2 separate regions of the Mus musculus genome follow, and region 2 is linked to region 1. The links are chromatin contacts, found by Hi-C or POLR2A ChIA-PET in ENCODE. All regions are on one chromosome and are shown on one strand. The core of a region is the stretch at or near the end of the contact, and the rest is flanking DNA. Distances in the headings are between cores, read along the strand shown. Region 1 holds the start of Creb1 (cAMP responsive element binding protein 1). Region 2 holds the start of Fzd5 (frizzled class receptor 5).

Evidence for each region. Hi-C counts contacts between places; a loop is a spot of excess contacts on that map. ChIA-PET counts read pairs that join two places held with the same protein, here RNA polymerase II (POLR2A).
Region 2: a loop to region 1 is called in a map of mature B cell, with 2.3 times the contacts of the local background. The contact joins the promoter of Fzd5 here to the promoter of Creb1 in region 1. A Hi-C loop is called at or near these places in 1 of 37 maps with a recorded cell type or tissue (mature B cell). POLR2A ChIA-PET finds 5 or more read pairs at or near these places in 2 of 5 experiments (Patski and embryonic stem cell).

Annotation. Positions count from the first base shown.
Region 1 is chr1:64,531,443-64,534,419 of GRCm38, reverse strand. It overlaps Creb1 (cAMP responsive element binding protein 1), which reads right to left and starts at 1,616. Exons shown (of 9, transcript NM_009952.2): 1 at 1,400-1,616.
Region 2 is chr1:64,736,176-64,739,549 of GRCm38, reverse strand. It overlaps Fzd5 (frizzled class receptor 5), which reads left to right and starts at 1,800. Exons shown (of 2, transcript NM_022721.3): 1 at 1,800-2,417; 2 at 2,697-3,374. The coding sequence starts at 2,950.

The sequences.
Region 1 (2,977 bases), core at 367-2,866:
TGCCCTTTAAAAATGTCTTTGGATCTTTAAGGTGTCAATGACTTTTGACAGTCCCCTTTGCAGATGTTCTAGGTGAAGGAAAAAAAGGAACACCACAACCCCTGCTGGCTTAAACTGCCATCAACCTCAGGCTGGGATTACCTACGGCAATATACAAATAATGGATAGTTTCAATAACTATTTTTAGAGTGAGAATTATATCAATCCTCCATTAAAGTTCAGACAGAAGCGTGTGAGGAGCATGGCAGAGGCTAAGGGGAGATACGGATGACTCAAAAAACCTTGGCAAGACTGCCTCCCTTCAAATGACAGAAAACGAAAAGTACCTTCGCTAATACTAATTTCCCCTTCGATAATTTCTAAGGGTTTCAGAATGATTGACCTCAAGTGATCATTATCTTAGTGGAAAGGGTTAAAACCGAAACTGTTTTCAAGCACCAGCTTCCCTTTTACAAGATCCCAACAGTTTCTGCAAAAAGTTATTACATGTATGTTTTCTTAGCACCTCTTTCCTTCCCAAAAGAATGCATTCCCAGGACTACTGATTCGTTCTTCATCTTCAAAGCCGAGGGGTGAGGGAAATAGTAAAAAAAAAACAAAAAACAAAAACAAACCAAACAAAACAAAAACAAAAAACCCCAAACCCTTAAAACAGCCTAGGGCAGAAAACAGCATTTTCTCCGACCGCGTGGGAGCCGGGGAGAGGGGCAAGAATAAAATACAGCACCAGAGAAAACCTTGGGTTTCGAACTTTATTGCACAAAGAGCGCTGTAGAGGAAAGCAGGTCGGACGTTGCGGCTCGCCGAGCGGGCACCGCCGCGAAGGCGGCAGCACCTTCACCTCCTCTGCCCTCAACTGTCTCCTTCTTCTTCCTCCTCCTCCACCCCCCACGGGCACCCAGGCGGCGGCCCGGGCGGCCAGCCCGGCACAGCCGGGGCGAGCGAGCGTGCGAGCAGGCGGGCGGCGGCGGCGAGGAACGGGGGGCGGCGGCGGGCGGCCTCCCCCGGGGCGGCTCCGCTCCGCGCCGGCTCCGGCTCCGCGCCCGGCACGGCCGGGCCCGGCCCGGCCCGGCGGCGGGAACGCGGGCGCCAGCTTGCCGCGGCCGGCCGCCCGCTCGCTCGCACCCCGCCCCGGCCCGGCCGCCCCCCGCCATGAGCGCCGCCGCTGGCTGCAGGCAGAGTCGCTGCCGCCCGGCCGCCGCTGGCTCCAGTCCGCCGCCATTATTCTTTGTTCGCTGCGAGCGGCGGCGGTGTTGTGGGGCTCGGGCGGAGGCTCCATCTTTACCGCGGCCCCTCCTGCGAGGGGAAGGCCCCGAGCGCGGGTGTCCGGCGCCTCCCCGGCCCCCCTCTGTCCCCCCGGCTCTCTCCGGCTCCTGCCTCCTCCTCCTGCTCCTCTTACCGGTGGTACAAGCTCCTCCGTCACTGCTTTCGTTCGCGGCCCGGATCTCGCTGGAGTTTTATTCTCTCCCCCACGTAACACACCGCGTCAAACTACACCTCCGCCGCGTCACTCACCAACACTCCGCTTCTCCCAGCCGCCCGGGCCACAGGCAGCAGCAGCCGCCGCCGACTGAGGAGCCGCAGCCAGGGAGCCAGCCAGCGCCGCCCAGTGCCGAGTGCGCAGCGGCCACTCACGGAAACAGCCGAGCTCGACCCGGAGCCGCTCGACAGGCCCCGCCCCCGCGCTACTGGCGGAACCTGCCGAAGGCCTTCGGCTACTTCCCGGCGCTGCGAAGGGGTTGACCGGGGAAGCTGGTGTAGGCGGTTTGAGACCCGCTCTGGAGGCACGATCCGAGCCTCACTGTGGCGGGTGGAGGCTTCGGACGCCAGCTGAGGAGATTTGGAGGAAGCGGGGTTTGTGTGTAGCCAGATTTGGGGTGGTGTGGGGATTCCCGGGGTGGCGGGGACTTGCTGGAAACCCCCGCGCGGTCTGATCCTGCGGCGGAAGCAGACCGCCCGGGAACTTTGACGCGCCGCGAGGGCCCAGAGCCGCGCGGACGGCGCTGGAAGGTTGGAGACGCCGGCTACCGGCCAGGGGAGTCTGCCGGGCCGGAGCTGGTTCTTTGCTGGGAAGAAAGCTATGGCACAGGTGGCATGTGGGGATTCAGCTCCGCTTTGCGGCCAGCCAGAGCCCCTAGGTACTGGGTACCGTCCTCCCTCTGAGGCTGGAGAAATGATCAGCCATGCTGCTCTCAACACTTGAAACAGATCCCCACCCTACCTGCCCGCGACATCCTGTGCTGACTTTTCTCAGCCCTTTCTGCAGCGGTGGCACGCTGCTGCGGCGTGGCTTCCACCGTTTGCACCCCAGAACTTGACAGTGTGACTTCCGTAGCCTCAAAGCTACCGCAACTGCTCTCTGAGTTGCCCCTAACCGCCAGTTCTTCACCTTTTGTTGTTGTGCCGTTCAGCCCTCTTCCTATAGTTTTGTTCCTGCTGGACGCCAGCCCTTGTTGACGTTTTATAACACTGAGCTTGCCTTCATTCCGTGTGTCCTAGCCGTTCCCGCTTTCCCAAGGACATTATACTGAAGAGTAGCTTAATTTTCTTTTGTTTCTAACCAGAACTTTTAGCATGCTAACGTCTCTTCCTCTCTTTAAGAAGACTCTTGTGGCATTGGTGAGATGAATAAAGGCCCTTGCCACCAAGCCAGATAATCTAAGGTCAATTTCGAGAACCCACGTGGTAGAAGGAGAGAACCAGCTCCCATAAGTTGTCCTTTGACCTCAGCACTTACATCACAGTAGTATGTGTGGGCAATAAATAAAATATAGAAACTTCCTCCTTAAGCTCCTTTCCGAGTTCCACCTGTCTTTTACTGTCTCTCTCCATTTGCAGTGGCTCTGAATTGTCACAGTCTTCCTGTCTATGTAGTTTTGCATCTTGCATTTTCAAGACCATCCTAGCATTTGATGCTGTTTGACTCTTCCAAACACTCTCTCCCCTCTTCACTTGCCAGTTTTCCTTTTAACCCTAC
Region 2 (3,374 bases), core at 551-3,050, 200 kb before region 1:
AAGGTTCCTGGGTGAATTCCAGTGTGAGTAGTTTACATTCTCCAACTTCCAAATAATTTTTATTATTAGCCAACACTTGTCCATCGCAGCAACATACACAGCACATAAAGTGTAGCAGCCTCCCTTGGCATGTCGGCAGGCTGGACATACTTTCCACTACGGGTCCTTCCTTATCTGACTGGTGTGCTATAGTTTTTCACCCCTCCAATAATTCTTAGCCCGGGATGTTTCTAGACCCCGAGGGCCAAGCAGTTACTAAGAACTAAAGAGATTAAATTCTAGGGAGATAGAATAATAAAAGAGGTAGAATTCTAGGGAATGAAGCAATATACATTATAAACATTTAGCTGTGATGTCTGAGATTAAACACGGAGTTTCATTAGCCTCCACAACGCCTTGCTGATAAACTGAAGATGGCTTTTCAGCCCGTACAGACGGCACAGAAGACAATAACAACCCAACAGATCTCAGTCAGTGAGGCCAGTTCAGAGTCCTTCAAGTACTCCTATGCCCTCCCCTACTTCAAATCCCTCCCACTCCCCTCCCCCAGCGGAAGGAGGAGTGAAGGAGCAGTCTACAATTTAAAGCCTCTTCATAAGCGTGTGAACGAATTTCAAGCATGCTAAACACCTCGGTCTCCCAGCCTAATTAGAACTCGTAGAAGAGAGGCATTTGTGGGACATTTAAAACTTGGAGTATACTAACCCATCAGGAGAGCGCCACTGCGTGTCCCTGCGTTGACTGTGCGCAGCAGGTCTTTTCACGGTTCCCACTGCCCCAGTACGCCCCGGTTATCCGGTCTCAACCTCGCCAGAGTGCACAGCAGCCAACCCTGGGGGACCAAGCACCCTGAGCTGTACACTGCTCCAGTTCAAGAGTTTTTCTCTGTGGGCAAATTCGGATCTGCCAGGGATTATAAACCGCAACTGCTAAGGACTAACGTCTCTAGAGACTTCCAAAACTGGAAAGAAATTCATTCTCTTGTCACAAGGACAAGATTTTGTTATATATAAAAGGGCAAAGCCTGGGAAATATCGATATTTCTAAGGGAGGGGTGAGTGGTAAAGATTGTGAACTCTGCTGCCCAGCTTCTGGTTTGGGATTCCAGGTCAGAGCGCCTATTGTGTGCCAGGAGCTCGCACAGGGAGGGGCACAAGTTTGTCAACGTCTCTGCTGTCTTGTTAGCTCAGCTGTGTAGGTCAAGTTCTGAGGTGTTCTGGCCTCAGAATCCTACGGTATCCAGATCGCGTATCAAGGTGTAAACGATTAACTAACACGAGGTTGCTCATTAAGTACTAGCACGTCTGTCACCTAGCACAAGGCAGCTTAGAAAGAGGACAGGTGGCACAACCGAATTGACCTCTCATCCCTTTAAACAAGCGCCAGACCTCGATAAGGACACTCAGCTGGAGAGAGGTGGCCTGGTGGAGGCCCTGGAAGCCGGCGTTCAGAGAACAGAGCCCTCAGGAAAGTGAGCACCATCCTGGTGAACCACCGCAGAGAACTCCAGAAGGACTTGGGGCCAGGTTTCCCGCCCGGGTTCTCTGGGAGGACTCATTAGCATTGACCCCGCCCTCGTAACTTCCCGGTCCACTATTGGCCGACGCTCTTCCGCTGCCCGCTCCGGGCGGGGCCGCGGGGCGCTCGCGGAGAGGCCAGGACAGCGGGGCGGTGGGCGGGGACCCGGAGAGCGATTCGTGGGACGGCCCAGCTCGGGGCAGGGCGGGAGGGGGCGGGAGGGGCGGTCCCGGGGCGGGGCCTCCCGGCGGGCATTAGAGGCAGGTGACCCGGGCGGGGCGGGAGAGGGCAGTCAGCCTGCGGCCGCGACTTGTCCTCTGCCGTCGCGCACAGCTCGGAGCTCCCTGGAGGTGGGCGAAAGAGTGCGAGAGCGCGGGGGAGGAGCCGAGCGGGGCGCGTCCCGAGAGCGCCGCCACCGCCCCCCGGAGTCTGCTGGAGCGCGGAGCCCCCTGCAGGGGAGGCGGCGAGCGGCTGGCGGGACGCGGCGGCGGGTGCGGACTATGCAGTCCCCGCCCGACCAGCGCTGGCTGCTCGCTGTGCTGTGAGGTGGCGGGGTCCCCTCCGGCTGCCGCACCCCTCCGCGCAGTTCAAGTGCTGCCCGGCGCCCTTGCCCTTCGTCCCGGCCCCGGGACGCCGGTGGAAGGCACGGCCTGCCCCTGCCTTGCTCTGCCCGAATCATGCAGGGGGCCCCGAAGGAAGAGAAGGCGAGTGACCGGCCCGCGCCGCCCATGGTCGAGGGGCGCCCTGCTCTCTGAAACGCCCTCCACCTGCTGCCATGTGTCGCCGCCACAGGTACCTAGCTTGTCGTTAAACTTTCCCAGCTCTGGCCCGATTCGGAGTCGCGCGACTGAGGAGCCCGGCTGGTCGCAGACATCTGCCGCCCAGCAGGATCCTCCGAGGTGAGAGCCCGCGTCTTCCCAGTTCACCCGGTTCCTCTGCCCCCATCTCGGGGACTGAGCTCTCTGGCCCCAGGCACAGCCTGCAGGGCCGGGCCAGAAAAGAGAGGCGGGCGCGGGCAGTGGGGTGGAGGGGGTGGGGGCGTCTGAAGTTTGGTTCTAGGAGGAGGGGAGGAAAGGAGTTAATCTTGAGATTGGAGCTGGTTTGCGGAGACCAAGTGGTTGGCGCTCCTCTAAGAGGAGTGGTTGCGATTTTTCTTTTCCCCTACCTTCTCTTTTAAGAGTTCTGTCCTTGGAGTCGGAGCCCTAATCATCCCTCCAGCCCTATCTGGTGTGGAACTGAGTGCTGCCGGCGGAGGCAGCGCCTTCCAGAAACAGTTTATCTTTGGACGGATTTCTTTAAGAGAAAAAGAAACCAACAGGTTGCCAGCCCGGGCGTCACACTCAAGACTCCGGAGAGGGAAGCCCCGGCCGCAGATTCGTCGGCCAACGCAGACCCTCTCAGGCAGCGGGAGGCAAAGGGAAGAAGGAGACGATGGCTCGACCCGACCCGTCTGCGCCTCCCTCTCTTCTGCTGCTGTTGCTGGCGCAGCTGGTGGGCCGGGCAGCGGCCGCCTCCAAGGCCCCGGTGTGCCAGGAAATCACGGTGCCCATGTGCCGAGGCATCGGCTACAACCTGACGCACATGCCCAACCAGTTCAACCATGACACGCAGGACGAAGCAGGCCTGGAGGTGCACCAATTCTGGCCGCTTGTGGAGATCCACTGCTCACCGGACCTGCGCTTCTTCCTGTGCTCTATGTACACGCCCATCTGTTTGCCTGACTACCACAAGCCGCTACCACCGTGCCGTTCCGTGTGCGAGCGCGCCAAGGCCGGCTGCTCGCCGCTCATGCGCCAGTACGGCTTCGCCTGGCCCGAGCGCATGAGCTGCGACCGCCTCCCTGTGCTGGGCGGCGA